Regions from separate parts of the Homo sapiens genome. Here region 1 is linked to region 2. A link is a loop called in an ENCODE intact Hi-C map of the cell type or tissue named here. Cell type or tissue: A673. All regions are shown on one strand.

Region 1 (8,000 bases), 810 kb before region 2:
TCATGAGGACAGTACCAAGACGGTTGGTGCTAAACCGTTCGTGAGAACTCCACCCCCCCGATCCAATCACCTCCCACCAGGCCCAGGCTCCAACATGAGTGATTACAATGCAACATGAGATTTGAGCAGGTTACAAAGATCCAAACCATATCACCCAGCTACCCCCAGAGGCGCTCCCTCAACCCATTCTCATCTTTGCTGAAATGTTACTTTACCTTCTTGGACCACCCCATTACCCTGTCACTTTTTCCCCTTTTCTCTAGTTTCCTCATGACATTTATCACCACGTGATGTTTATTAGTTTTTACTGTATCTCCCCCCCCATTAGACTATACAATCTATTAAAAATAGACTTTATTTTACCTATTATTCAATCCCTATTACCTAGAACAGACATGATGAAAAATTGTCTACAAAAGTCCAAAGAGCTAATATTTTAGGTTTTGTGGGCCATCAAGTCTCTGTGGCAACTACTTAACTACTCTGCCACAGCACAGAAGTGGCAATAGAAAATGTAGAAATGAATGAGTGTGGTTGTATTCCAATAAAACTTTATTGACAAAAACAGATGGGATGTCCATTTTCCAGTGACACGTAGGAAGCTTGGAGGTTGCCATGCCATCCTAACAATAATTTAAAAACTAAACAAACAGAAAATTTCAAGAATCTTCTTAGTTCTGTCAGAGAAGTAAGGCCACAGGGCAAACTGCTCCTCCAAATTTGGAGAGGCAGACAGGAGGATACAGAAGATCACAGCTTACCAGAGCAGAAACCCACAGGCAGAACTGTCCATGGGAACCAGTACTGGGTAGGAAATCTGAACTGGGATTGAGGAGTTGCTGGGAGCTCAGTGTGCACAGGTCTGGGAGTTAAAATCTCCAGGAGGGCCCAATCTGAGGGGGCACCCACCCTTTTGTGAGTTTTATCTCCAGGAGCTTAACCAGGTTCTCACAGTGACTATCAGAGAAAAATCTGTTCATGCTTCTGTCAGGAGGAGGGAAAAAGAAACCACTTAAAAATATGCCATAGCATTTAGTTCTTAACAAGGCCTTCCCTCAATAGAAATCACTTTATCAGAGCTTAAACTGTTGGTTTTTAATTTTTTTGCAGAGCCTAATGGACCTGGAGGAAAATAAAAACCCAACTCCATTTCCCCCTAGCCACCCTGTCCTAGCTCAGGGAAAAACTGAGAAGCTGAATGAAGCTCACAGTCCAGGGCACAGGCTCAAGACAGACTGGGTCCTAATCACAGGTCTACACACTGAGTCCTAATCACAGGGCTATGGAACCCTTCCCTTCCCCACACCTCACCAAAGGCCTATTTGCCACCGTTTCTGACCCAGTGCATCACATCTGGCTATCAACAAACAATCACAAGGCATAAAAAAAGGTAAAGACCACAGTCTGAAAAGACAGAGCAAATGTCAGAACCAGACTCAGCTATGGCACGGATGTTGGAACTATGAGACTGGGGATTTAAAATAACTATGATTCATGTGCTAAGGGCTCTAATGGATAAAGTGGACAGTAAGCAAGAACAGATGGGCAATGTAAATAGAGAGATCAAAGTTCTAAGAAAGAATAAAAGAGAAATGCGAGAGATCAAAAACACTAACAAATGAAGGATGCTTCTCACGGGCTCATTAGTAGGCTGGGCACAGCTGAGAAAGACTCTCTGAGGCTGAGGATATCTCAATAGAAACATCCAGAACTGAAAAGCAAAGGGAAAAAATGCTGAATGAAAAAGGCATAGAATATCCAAGGACTGTGGGATAATTAGAAAAGGTATATGTTTAATAGGAATACCAAAAGGAGAAGACAGAGAGAAAGGAACAGATGGAAAGTTGGAAACAATAATGACTGAAAATCAGACACCAAACCACAGATCCAGGAAGCTCAGAGAACACCAACCACGATGAATGTCAAAATTAAGCCTAGCCACATTGTTTTCAAACTACAGAAAAATCAGATAAGGAAAAAAATCCCAAAAGATGCCAAAGGTGAAAAACACCTTACTTCCTTAGAGGAACAAAGGTAAGAATTTCATCTGACTTCATGGAAACCATGCAAGCAAGAAGACAGTGGAGTGAAATATTGAATGTGTTGAGAAAAAAACTCCACCAGTCTAGCATTCTATACTCTGTGACATTATCCTCCAAAAGTAAAGGAGACTTAAAGGCTTTCTCAGACAAACAAAAATTCAGGGAATTTGATGCTAGCAGATCTGCCTTGTTAAATGTTCAAAGAAGTTATTCAAGGCAATAAAAATTGTTATAGGTCAGAAGGTCATATCTACATAACAAAAGAAAGAACATCAGAGAAGAAATAAGTGAAGGTAAAATGAAATTTTTAACTTGTTACTCTTAATCTAACAGATCAATTTGTTCAAAATTATTGTAGCCACAATGTATTAACATATATACAAATGTGCTACCGAGCCATGAAAAGATATGAAGGAAACAAATGCATATTACTAAGTAAAAGAAGCCAATCTGAGAAAAGCTATGTAATATATAATTCCAACCACAGGACTCACTGGAACAGGTAAAACTAAGGTGGCAATAAAAGGATTAGTGGTTGTCCGGGGTTAGGGTGTGGGAGGGATGAACAGGTAGAGCACAGAGGATTTTTTAGGGCAGCGATTCTTTATGATATGACAATGGTAGATACAGCTCAGACACTTGTCAAAACCCATAGAATGTGCAAATGAAAAGTGAACCCTGATGTGAACTATGGACTTTGAGTGATAATGACGTGTCCATGGAGGTTCTTTGACTGCAACAAACATGCCACTTTGGTAGAGAATGTCGATCAAGGGGGAGGCTGTGCATGTGTAGGGGCAGGGGGCATATGGAAATCTCTGTACTTTCCACTTAATTTTGCAGTGAACCTAAAACTGCTCTAAAAAGCAAAGTCTATTAAAGAAAATTCACAATAACCTAAAACAGATGTAGGCTAGATTTGGCCAGAGGGCTACAGTTTGTCGAATCTTGACTTAGAATAAGTCCTTCGTTGAAGAAGTAAAAACTATAACAAAAACCACCAACCAAAGTGTGTTCCAGTTACTGCTGCTGCATAATAAATCACCCCCAAACAACTCTTTGATTTTGCATAATCGTGTGGGTCAGGAATTTTGGAAGGGCATCTGCTGGGCAGTTGTCGATCACTGTAGTCAGATATTGGCTGGGGCTGCAGCCACCTGAGGGCACAAGGGCCAGACATCCATGATGCTCACTCCCGTGGCCTGGCAGCGGATGGTGACTCTTGTCTGGGGGCACAGCTAGGCAGTCTGCTGGAGCACCACATGAGGCCTCTCCAGCATGGAGTTTTCTCAATGCTGCATGCTGCCCCCACAGCAAGCAACCCAAGAAAACCGGTGAAAGCTACATGGCCTTTCCTTTTCTAGTGCTGAGAAGCCTCAGAGTAACTTCTTCCCCATTCTTCTGGTTACAAGAGAATCAGGAGCCAGTCCCACGTCAAGGGGAGGGAAGGTAGACACCACCTCTGATGGGAAGCATGTCAAAGACACTGTGGCTAATTTTTAAAATAAAGCAATGTTGAAACTACACTCCATTGTACTTCTACCTGGAAGCAGGGGATGGGTAGAAATGAAATTAATATTTATCACTATGAACCATGCATGATGTCAAATACAGTACACATGTTAGCCCACAACAACTTCCTGAATTAAAAAGGGCAGTTCCTATATTACAGATGAGGAACTGAAAGCACAGAGAGTTTCAGGTGCTCCTCAAATTACGCCAGTAGCGAGTAGCAGATTCTAATGTCAACGCCAGATGTGCCCAATGTTCATCCTTCCAGACTATTTTATGCTGCTGGAAACACGGCAAAGACAAGTAGCATGTTGGGAAGGGAATCAGCGTTCTCTTCGGCTAAAGCCTTTGTGTTCTCTATGGTAGGGTTTCTCAAACTTTAACACATATATACATCCCCCGGGCATCTTGCGAAAATAGATTCTCATCCTTCAGGGCTGGGCTGGGGACTGAGATTCCACATCTAACAAGCTCCCAGGGGATGCTGCTGCTGCTAGCCTGTGGCTTGCACTGTGGGATGTGGGGCTCTATGGCACAGCAGGGTGATAATACACTGGGGTGCAGTGCCCAGACAAGGCCCAGAGAGCCAAGCAAAGCATGCGTCCTTCCTTAGGGGCCTGATAACCTTCCCTATTCTGGGGGCAGTGAGAGTCTAAGGATAGAAGTCCAGGGGTGGGTAGTGGGTGGAATGTGGTTGAATTCCTTGGCAGTCTGTCCCACAATGCCAGTAGGCATAGGAAGAAGTTAGAAATTGCCATTTTCTTCTGGGAAAATCTTTTTGTTTATTCTTTCACTTTGGTTTTTCTGGAGTTGTACAAAAATACGGATAATTGCAAAAAGCTGGACTATTGCAATTGTGTGTGATTCAGACAGAATAAGCCTGAGAGGCATAACTGAGTCCAGAAAAATGCCAAGTCATAAATCAAAAGTGAGATCAAACTAATTATTCCAAGTGAGTCGATGGCACAACACTTGTTTATCTCAATACATAATCGGCTTCACTAATTAAAATGCAAATTCGATTGCATTTATAACTGGTAACCCTGCCAAGTTAAAGCTTCAATACATCTGATGTGTGAGCTGTACGAACTTTTCAGGGACACTAGGTGGCGCCCGTGTACTTTTCTTGAGAAAGCCAGGCTGCTTTAACCATTTAAAATTTCAATCAGTGGAAAGAAACGAGTTAGCCCAGTGGTTCTCAAAGACATTGAGTCAAAACTCTGGGGATTGGGCCCCAGATCTGTACGGTAAGTAATTCTTCCCAGACGATTTTATTTTTATACCAGTTGGTTAATGTAATGACATTGGAAACAGCTAGCACAGTTAAGCGCTTAATTGCTTAATTGTAATATGATAAAACTGAGGCTGAGAGACTTACTCAATTTGCAGGGATGAGACCCAAGAATCCCAATCCTTTTTTTTTTTTTTTTTTTTTTTTGAAATGGAGTCTCGCTCTGTCACCCAGGCTGGAGTGCAGTGGTGCGATCTCGGCTCACTGCAAGCTCCACCTCTTAGGTTCGCGCCATTCTTCCGCCTCAGCCTCCCGAGTAGCTGGGACTACAGGCGCCCACCACCACGGCCGGCTGATTTTTTGTATTTTTAGTAGAGACGGGGTTTCACCGTGTTAGCCAGGATGGTCTCGATCTCCTGACCTCGTGATCCACCCGCCTCGGCCTCCCAAAGTGCTAGGATTACAGGCGTGAGCCACGACGCCCGGCAAGAATCCCAATTCTTATCTGAACAGCTCTTCTACCAAAGCACGAAAAATAAAAAAAGTGGAAGTTTACATGAGGTTTGTTGTCAAAGCATCAAAGATACCTTTAAGCCTCTAAATTGTGTCCTGAAATTGAAGATACATCTCAGAAGAAAAGGTCGAACCTATCAAAAGAAACGCTACAACGAATTAACATTCAGTGGAGGTAATATTAGTATAAGGAAAAATAAACATTATGTAAGCATGTGACAAATAGGCTTGTAATGTGGCTCTCACACAACTAGATGACAGCATACTCCAAGGAACATACAGCGCTGGGCGACACTATCAAGGGAGAAGGAACAGCTCTAGGAAGTGCCAGAACATACAGTAAATACTACATAACTCCAAAGAGTCAGGTACCCCCCCAAGTTTTAACCCCTCTAAATTATAATCAAATTGATAAAACATAGCTCCACTCCATGTGGCTACAGAGTTTTCTGTTAAGATCCCCTGCCCAGTGTTATTGCTGAGACATATGTTGATACACAGGACAGACTATTACGGCCTGGAACTTTTTTTTTTTTTTTTTTTTTGAGACAGAGTCTCGCTCTGTCACCCAGGCTGGAGTGTAATGGCACAATCTTGGCTCACTGCAACCTCTGCTTCCCGAGTTCAAGTAATTTTCCTGCCACAGCCTCCCGAGTAGCTGAGATTGCAGGCATGTGCCACCAGGCCCAGCTAATTTTTTTTTTTTTGTATTTTTAGTAGAGATGGGGTTTCACCATGTTGTCCAGGCTGGTCTTGAACTCCTGACCTCGTGATCCACCCACCTTGGCCTCCCAAAGTGCTGGGATTACAGGCGTGAGCCACTGCGCCCGGCTGGAACTTATTTTTAATTCAATCATCAAATCTTTATTGAGCAGGGTGACAGGTACAGTTCTATAAGTACAAGCAACTTAAGGAAAAGCTGAGATGAATCGATATTTTCATAACATATCATATGTTTCAGGACTGGAGGTTTTAAGAGGAAGAAAGGAAGGTAGAAAGTGGCTTCTCTCAGATTCTTTTCTCTCTCTTTCTTTCGTTTTTTTTTTTTTTTTTTTTTTTTTTTTTTTTTTAATCTCACTGTTGCCCAGGCTGGAGTGCAGTGATGGGATCATGGCTCACGGAAGCCTTGACCTCTTTGGCTCAAGTGATCTTCCCACCTCAGCCTCCTGAGTAGCTGGGACTACAGGTGTGTACCACCACAACTAGATAATTTTTGTATTTTTAGTAGAAACAGGGTTTCGCCTTGTTGCCCAGCCTGGTCTGGAACTCCTGGGTTCAAATGATCTGCCTGCCTCAGCCTCCCAAAGTGCTGGGATTACAAGTGTGAGCCACTGTGCCTGGCCAGATCCTATTGTTTACTGTTGTTTTACTTTAGGTAGACCAGAGAAAATAGAAACAAAGAAAGTTTGGAAGAAAAAAGCCATGACTGCTTTTGATCTCAGGAAACTTAGCTATTATCTAGGACATGGCAAGATAAAACTGAAAAACAATTCTATTCCTTCCACGCTTCTCTTTGAAGGAGACACACTTGGCAACCCTGGCCACACTTCTCTTACCCCTTTTCACTGCCCAATACTCTCATTTCTCAGACACCAAATCCCTAACAAACTTCTCAACTCCCAGTTCTTCCTGGCTTTTTCTCCTGCCCTGTCTGCTGTGTTCAGGTCCCTTTTAAGGGTGCCGTTGGATAAATATTTGAACATTCCTAAAGATGAGGAGCTCGCCTTTCCAAGGCAGCCCCTTGCATTGCTGGATAACACATTTCCAAGTCTTGCCCTATTGAGGTAAAGTACTGGAGTCTCTCCGTGCTGCCTTCACTTACCTCTTCCTATTTTTCCTTCCAGGGGATTCCTAGAGGTTATTAATTCCCCTGCTGTGGGACAGTCATTCAATGTTTGAAGAAAGTAATTGTTTACTTCCCTCCCTTGATTCTTTGACAGAAGATCACCAGGGCTCTCAACCAATCATCAGTGCTCTCAACCAATCATCAGTGCTCTCAGACAATCATCAGTGCTCTCAGCCAATCATTAGTGCTCTCAGCCAATCATCAGTACTCTCAGCCAATCATCAGATCACCTGAATTCTAGATTTTCCATCATCTCAGCCACCTTTTTTCACATGCAACTTGTTAAACGTTGTCCAAGGATGAGATGGAATGAAATGGACACCTTTAGTGTACAGATAACATGGACGGAAGTTCTGTTGTAACAAGGTGGGTACAGAAAGTGAGGGCAGAAATATGAATCAGCAACACTGCCCTCCACCACAGCCTTTATTTGCCCATTCACAACACTCTGTAATTAGAGCTAGATCACATGGACAATTATTTCCCCTTTGGAGTAAACATTCCTAGAAGGAAGGACTCATCCCTGATTTATTCAATGTTGTGTCCTCAGCACTGGGCTTGGTATTTGGCTGGCATTTGTTGAAACAAAGATCCTAAAAGGGAACAATGAAAATTTGAATTCAGGTCTCTTCAGAAGGATTGCGGAAAGCAGGAGGAGGATTCTGGGACCATCATGACCTAAACAATTCTCCCTCTCCTCCATGTTCAACTCCAGGGTGTCCACTTCTTTTGACCACATGGCGTCTGGGGCTGATGGGCAGTTGGACCAGCAAGGCTTGGGTGCTGAGGACATCTCAACAGAGAGAGCTTGTGGGCTTGCTTCCACCTGGATGGGGAAGAGGTTGCGCTCTAGCTG
Region 2 (8,000 bases):
GTAATAATAAAATTGAGATTTGTAACTCAAGAACTAAAATTAGGAACAAATTAAATGACAATCTGTAACACTAATGTTTGGGGAAGTGTTGTACTATTCTCTCCAGCAAAGTGGTTAACAGCATGTAATGACATAGTATGAACCCTCTTTGAGAAGAGTGAAAATTATATAGGGTTAGCTCCCTATAATACTTAGTGAATCTTTAGGTCATCTCCCAGTTAAAGATAAAAGAAATGCTCAATTTTATGTATATTGTGCTTAACAGTCTATTACTCTTTCCATTAGGATAACTTAAGGATCGATGAATCTTTTTCTAGATTTAGGTTTAGTTAAACCTGGAAATCAGTATCTATTTTAACTGAAAACTCTATTTGCTAAACATCACTGAGACTCAGTACAGTATTTCCTGGTTAGTAAATGATGTAGACTGATTTAATGATTAATTGCTTTAATGTTTACTGAACATCTACATGTCCCCACTTCCTCAAATTCTCCATATCTCATATATTGATTTGGCTAATGGGGGTGAGAGAGCAAGTAACTATTTTCTGACAGATAATTCTGTTGTCCTTTGAGAGGCTTGGGAAATGATTAGGATCAGTATGGAAGGGCTTTTCACGTTACAAACTATTTTTAGAGTTTTCATTTAATTCACATAAAAACAATAAGTATCACACTGTACATATAATAGTCCCTTTTCACTGAGCAAGATGGAATTAGCACTTTAAAATGACATTGGCATATAATGAGACCTCATCTCTATTTTAAAAGAAAAAAATATATATTAAATAAAAAGGAAAAAAAAAGGCCAGGCACAGTGGCTCACACCTGTTACCCCAGCACTCTAGGAGGCTCAGGCAGGGGGACTGCTTGAGCCCATGAGTTCGAGACTGCCTGGGCAATACAGTGAGACTTCATCTCTATTTTAAAAGAAAAAACATATATTTTTAAAAAATGACATTGGCATATAACTTTAAACTACTTCATTTCTTTCACTTAATAGTGAAAAATCTCCAGTACATTGGATGTATTCTATTGCCTGCATAACCTCTTCTCAGGGCAAGACACATTAGACCTTACTATACCTTACTAGCAAAGCTCATTGCTAGTTTTACAAAAAAAAAAATAGTTTTCAAATTTTATATTTGATATGGTAGTTAGCGAGGTAATGTGTTATTTATTTTGTTTATAAACTCTTGCAGAGCTTTTACTTACAATCAAACATATTTTGGGGATACAATTTAAATTTAGCACTTTTTTTCTTCTTAGTTCCTCTGTGGTTTTTTACAAAATGAAAATTAGAGCAGGGCACGGTGGCTCATGCCTGTAATCCCAGCACTTTGGGAGGCCGAGGCAGGTGGATCACCTGAGGTCAGGAGTTTGAGACCAGTCTGGCCAACATGGTGAAACCCTGTCTCTACTAAAAATACAAAAAATTAGGCTGGTGTGGTGGCAGGCGCCTGTAATCCCAGCTACTCGGGAGGCTGAGGCAGAAGAATCACTTGAACCTGGGAGGCGGAGGTTGCAGTGAGCCAAGATCATGCCATTGCACTCCCACCTAGGCAACAAGAGCTAAACTCCGTCTCAAAAAAAAAAAAAGAAAGAAAGAAAATTAGCATTACTGTTCTTTTCTAATAAATATAGTATAGTATAACCTTACTTTTTAAAGTTAGCAAATATAGAAACAAGGAAAAGAGAGCTAAAATCTTTTGGGTGTAACAAAAATGTGATCATGATACACATGCTGTTTTGTAATCCCTCTTGCAAAGAATATAAATCTCCATTATCATTTTTAAGAGCTATACAGCATTTGATTATAATGGCGATATCCTAATTTGACCAATCTGTGATTGAAAGAAATTTGAGATTTTTCAATGCTTTATTGCAAAATATGCTATGGCAATAAATATTTGTGTAAATACTCCAGAGTCCATGCTCAAAGCCTCTATGTGCTGCTTTTCAGAATTAACAAATTTCTTAAAAATTAACTCATTTTTCAAATGAACTTGACAAGAAAGTTTTTAAAACCTTGACTTTTAGAAAGGTTCATGATACTGAGAAGCAGACAGACTGGGAGATCCAATTTGTGAAACAAACTTAAGCTATTTACAGTTTGCCTTGAGATGGTCCTTCCCTCAAAACACTTGGCAAGTTGTTCCAAGAGGCATGGACTGTCTTGTAGAGATTCTGAGTCTAAAACAAAGATTTCTCAAGAATAAGCTCAAAATGATCAGATTTGATGAGCAGTAACTGGTTAATCCCTAAAATAAGTTAGTGTTTGATGCTCATTTATTGAACTTTTCAAGTTTGGAGCAAAGCAACAAGAGAAATGAGATTTTTTCCCTTCCTTACCCTCTAATGTACTTGCCACTGCCCTTTCTTTCTTTCCTGAATCTTCTTTAAACATATTTCTAAAAAAAGACTCCTTTAGAAGGATAGAGAAATCAAGAGACATGAAATGAGATTAGTAAATTTTAGATCAAGTAAAATAGAGTTGATATTTATAGTTTCATTTACTAAAATGTCTTTTGTTAAGTTTAGAAAAAGTTTAGAGGCAATCTTAATGTGGATTATGCTTTTCATATTCTTCTCTCAAAAGTATGGTCTTAAATTATTCAAAAGTTTCATATTTTTCATTTTGTTTTGCTTTCATAGCAACTTTATGAGATCATTTTATAAATGAAGAAACATTAAATGATTGATTCTAAGATTACTGTCAGTTAACTGTGGCATTCAATTTAGATGTGAAGTCTTTAAAGTCTTGCCTAGTACTCTACTAAGCAATTCTTCAAGTCAAGAATTAGTGCCCCAGCTTGGGCAGTACTGTCTATCAGGATTTCCAGTGTGTGATCACGGATGAGGGGAACATTTGGAGGGCGTGAGGCACACCCTTGAGGATCACTGAGGTCAACTAGCTTGGGGCATCATGCCTGGCATGTTGTTCTTTTTTCTTTTTTTGGGACAGTCTCACTCTGTTGCCCAAGGGGGAGCGTAGTGGTGTGATCTCGGCTCACCTCCGCATGCCAGATTTAAGGGATTCTCGTACCTCAGCCTCCCAGGTAGCTGAGATTACAGGCCCACGCCACCATGCCCGACTAATTTTTGTATTTTAGTAGAGACGGGGTTTCACCATGTTGCCCAGGCTGGTCTCAACTCCTGGCCTCAAGTGATATGTCCGCCTCAGCCTCCCAAAGTGCTGGGATTACAGGCATGAGCCATGCACGCCCCGTGGCATGTCCTTGGCTGATTTTCATGTCAGGTATATAAAAGGTTAACAGCTGTCATTTCACTTGTCCAAAATTAGAGGGCATCTTACAGTTCTGGAGGTAAGAAAAACAAAAAAATTAGAGGGCAAAAGAGTCTATATCCTCCAAAAACACATCCGTGACCTACTAATGGTTGAGATTAGCTGGGTTAGTTCAGTTTTCTTTAATTTAGTTCTCAGTATAGAATGACAGCAAGAGATTAATGAACAGAAGAGGGAGAACTTGCTATGCTTCTACCTCATTATAAATACTGTAATCTTTTAGAGTAGCTTAAAGGCCAAGAAAAGAAAACACTGACACACACACACACACACACACACACACACACACACACACACACACACACAAAGTAAGGTTAAGGGCAAAAAGGCAAGCAAGCTTCCTAGAACTTCCCAAACAGCTGGATCTAGCCATCAGATTATTCTATCTAGCATAGTATTAGTTAAAGCCATCAAGTTTTTTTAATTGCTTCCTGCAAAATTAGGCCTAAAATAACTTGGATGCAGGGAATGTTACATCAAATGTTCTCATTTTGCCTATTGGGCTTGCTGGGCGCCATCTGCTGGCCTTTTGGACACAGTGTAAAACGGATTCTTTTTGGTCTTAATTGCTGTTGTGATTTGAAAAAATTGTAATTTTTAAAAACTTCCACTGAATGTAATTTAATCATGAGAAGAACATTAGATAGAATATTAAAAACCAATTAACCCAGCTCTTGTGATAATGAAACTTTATGAAGTTTACTGGAATTGTACTATGCCTTTTCTTTTACAATGACAATGTTGGCTTTAGGTATTTGTGAATTCTTCATTTCTGAATTCTCATCATCAACATTCAAAAGTTATTTTTTATCCTCAATTTTTAATACAGCAGTTTGAATTGTGGCATTTTTTCTGTGTACACAATAGAAAAGACTGCACGTGGTCTTCAACTGTGCTATGAAATGAACTGACATGGTAAACAGAACAATCGTTTTCCTTTTTCTTTTCCAACTATATCACCTAAAATAACACTCATTTTGCTGGACTTCTCCAGTCTTGTAAAAACACACACCCCAAAAACAATACTGTAATTCTTAATGAACCCATGGATCATAATTGAGTTCTAAAGTTTCCATTCTGCAAATCCTACCACCTTCCCCACCAAACCATTCAAGGTCAGCTTGACCTATATCCAAGAGCTGGGCTGCTAACAGCGTAACTGAGTCAGGAGTGGATCTGCAGTCAGAAGGCCGAAACAGGTATGCGTAAGTATCTTATGTCTTTTGCTATTCCTCCCTGCTCATTGCTGTGAATTTAATGTATTTGTAAATAAAAAATATACTGAAAGCATCATAAGTCTTATATGGGGGTTTCACTAATTGTAGGCAGTCTCAAATATTAAGCAAGTGATTAACAACTAATGAGAAGTGAAAACTAGCTTACCAGCAAGCTGTGGTTTATCACAATGGTTGTAGTGGTTTATAGAGTTGTCTGAGAATCCTGTCCCCTTTCACTGTTTTTACACCCTGGCTGCCATTTGATGCTGGTGATTGGTGGAGGAGAGGGGAGTAGGTATCATGCAGATAGCCAGATTGTTCCAGATCAGATACCTAGATGAATGGGCCTTTAGTGCTACAGCAAACACTTTATGTTCCTGGTATGTTCTGAATCCCTAAAGAGCCCATTTCTACCCTTCATCATTTTCAAGATTTTAATTGTATGCTCCACCTTCATTTCTGCAGATAACCTATTGGCCAGAGGACATTATAGCTCTTTAGGTATGAACACCTCTAACTTGTTGTCCCCTTATGTGCACCTTAGCTCTCAACTAAATCTTCTTTCAGCTGGGCGCGGTGGCTCACGCCTCTAATTCCAGCACTCGGGGAGGCTGAGGAAGGTGGATCACTTGAGGTCAGGATTTTGAGACCAGTTTGGCCAAGATGGTGAAACCCCATTTCTACCAAAAATATGAAAAATTAGCTGGATGTGGTGGGTGCACCTGTAATCCCAGTTACCTGGGAGGCTGAAACAGGAGAATCGCTTGAATCCAGGAGGCAGAGGTTACATTACAGTGAGTCGAGATCGCGCCATTGCACTCCAGCCTAGGTGACAGAGCAAGACTCCGTCTCAATAAATAAATAAATAAATAAAACTCCTTGCCTGCTGTCAGAAGAACTGGTATTCCTATTACCTGTGTTCCAGTCCCACTTTCTACTGTGTCTTTGGGGTTCTAACTTCATTATCCCCTCTCATCTACCTCCAACCTTCCACTCTTAAGGGCCTTTCTCTTTTGCATAACTATGACTATTTTTCTCCACTGAAAAGAGTCAAAAACAAATTCCCTAAGGCAACTGCCCTTTACCATCTTCCTTCCCAGTACTACACAATCTCTTTCCTTTCAAATAATGCATCTTTTCCTAGTCACTTCCCATTCCATCTTCAAACCCAAGCAATCTGCTTTTGTTTCATTCTCCATGGAAAGTGTTCTGACCATAAAGATCACCAATCCTTCCCCTTACATAATCTCCCTGTAGCCTTTTGATGTGTTCTTGAGACTCCTAAGTACTCAGGACTCTATACTGTTCCTTCTTAGTCTCCTTTAATAGCCTGCTGGTTTCCATCCACCTATTCATCCTTATCAAAGATCTGTCTTTGGTAGTGTTTGTTTCCTGGGCGGTCTCATTCAATCCCCAAACTTCTATGATCATGCATCCACTCTGGCTCTCACACGTTCATCTCCAGCTTAGACCCACATAATAAACTGCTACTGTACACCTTTGAACTAACCGTCCCCACAAATAGTCTCAATTCATCTCATATAAAAATAAGTCCTCTTTCCCTCCCAAACTGCTGTTCCACCTGGATTTCCTGTTTCGTTAACAAAAAGCATCATCTACTAAGCCATTCAATTCAGAAATCTGGATATACTGGACTCTGCCCTTTTCCTCATGCTCCTCATCAACTCACTCAGCACATCCTGCCATTTGACATAAGTGTTTCTTTACATAATCCCTCCTCCCTAGGGTCACAGTCCAGACCCTCGCGCCCTCACATGACCTCCTTGCTTCAATTCCAGTAGTTCTCAAACTGTGGTCCTCTCAACAGTGCCATTAGCAACACTTGGGAATTTACTAGAAATGCAAATTATCAAGCTGCCCCTCCTGACCTACTGAGTCAGAAACTCTAGGGTGGGGTCCAGTAATCTGTGTTTTAATTAATTCTTTAGGTAATTCTGAAGCTAAAGTTTGAGACCCACTGTTCTAGTCTACATCCACTAATCCATTCTCTACACTTTTAATATAGCCATCTTGCAAAACAAAAAACAAAAAAACAAAAACAAAAACAAATCTGGTTGTATTCCTGCTTTGCTTAAAAGCCTTTAGTGACATTTTTGACTAGAGTGAAATCTAAATTTCTTAGTACAGCAGAAAGAAAAATCCACTAGGATCTAGATCCTGCCTACCAGTTTTCAGAAAGTCAAGCACTTTAAATCATTTTTGTAAGAATGCATTGTCATGTAGTGATTAAGGGATGAGCTGTGGACTCATACCACCTGGCTTTGAATCTTCACTTACCACTTTACAACTGGCTGTGTGGCCTTGGATTAGTCACTTAATCTCATTGTGCTTCAGTTCCATTGTGTGTACAATGTGAATAATAACATCCATATCATAAGCTTGCTGTGCAGTTATCACAATACTTGGCACTTTGTCTGGGCTCAGTAATTGTTAGCTATTATTATTTTGATTATGTCAAAAAGAAAAAAAACATTACTGGAATTAACCTGTAGTATAGCAAGAACTGGAGAGGATTAGAATTAATGCCCAAACTAAGGGAAGTGGTCCCCATAAAGGAAGGCCCACTTCTCTGGGCAGTTTCAGTTAGTTAGCTAAGAATAAAAATACCCAGTCTCAACAGAGAGGTTCAGAGGTCTTTGGGGTTTGACTAGGGTAGTGAATCTGGTAATTAGATTCTAGGATATTATAGGACAGATAACTGTCAAGCTTCTAAAGTGAGAGCCAGGAAAGCTGTGAAGGAAGTCAGAAAACTGATACAGAGCAAAGAAGCAAAGACGGTGAAAAATTTCATGTATGTTTCTCTAATAACAGTTAATAGAGCAGCCAAGTGATCAAATGTGAGAATCCTACAATGACTGAAACTTGGTCGACATTTTCAGACACGCTGTTGGTCTGAAACAACGTTTTACATAAGAGCAAAAGCATTGAGTAATGGCGAGAATCAAAGTCTAACCTCCACCACAAATTAGTTATGGTCTTGGACAAATTACTTCTCTCCTGCCTCAATGTCATGATCTGAAATAGGGGGCCACATTATGAAGAGAACTATATACATTCATAGCTTAGTACAGTGCCTAGCATGTGGGAAGTGCTCAATACACGGCAGCCATTACTTTTATTGGGAGTATATTATCTTATACGAATCATATATAAAAATAGGCACCCCTGGAGGTTCCTGCTTGATCAAAGCAATTATATATTATCATCGAATATTTTGACTAAAATTGGGTTCCAACTTATAAGGTGAGGAAATACTGTAAAGACAAATCCAAACACAGTCATGTATCCCACATTCACAATATTTAGGGATTAGCAATTTTCACTTCAAATATGTACAAGATTAATTCTATCCAAATGCTCACTTAGTGTCTATTAGGTGCTAGCAAGACTACTAGCCTCAGGGGGGAACTACCAAGAAGAGTAAGGCATGATTCTTGTCCTCAAGGAGAATACAG

The links. Hi-C counts contacts between places; a loop is a spot of excess contacts. Peaks named below come from ENCODE experiments on the same cell type or tissue, not always from the same donor. Only the 100,000 strongest peaks of a DNase experiment are listed, where the experiment ranks them.
Region 1: it touches region 2 in a loop (5-fold over the local background); 34 of 110 quality-filtered maps call a loop at or near these places.

The regions. Positions count from the first base shown.
Region 1 is chr20:9,612,582-9,620,581 of GRCh38, forward strand. The region is part of intron 3 of PAK5 (p21 (RAC1) activated kinase 5); the gene reads right to left. LOC101929348 (a long non-coding RNA gene) reads left to right here and starts at 7,426. Exons shown (of 3, transcript XR_244242.4): 1 at 7,426-7,510. RefSeq lists an enhancer at 3,851-4,040. In A673, CTCF peaks have their summits at 4,657 (motif pointing right) and 5,547; DNase peaks (open chromatin) are centred at 4,670 and 5,580.
Region 2 is chr20:10,423,468-10,431,467 of GRCh38, forward strand. The region is part of intron 1 of MKKS (MKKS centrosomal shuttling protein); the gene reads right to left. The region is part of intron 1 of LOC128706665; the gene reads right to left. The region is part of intron 1 of LOC128706666; the gene reads right to left. Among named protein-coding and RNA genes, the nearest start is that of MKKS, 6.8 kb to the right of the region's middle. RefSeq lists a silencer at 4,796-4,845. In A673, CTCF peaks have their summits at 3,833 (motif pointing left) and 4,038; a DNase peak (open chromatin) is centred at 3,794; H3K4me3 peaks cover 438 bases; H3K27ac peaks cover 2,487 bases.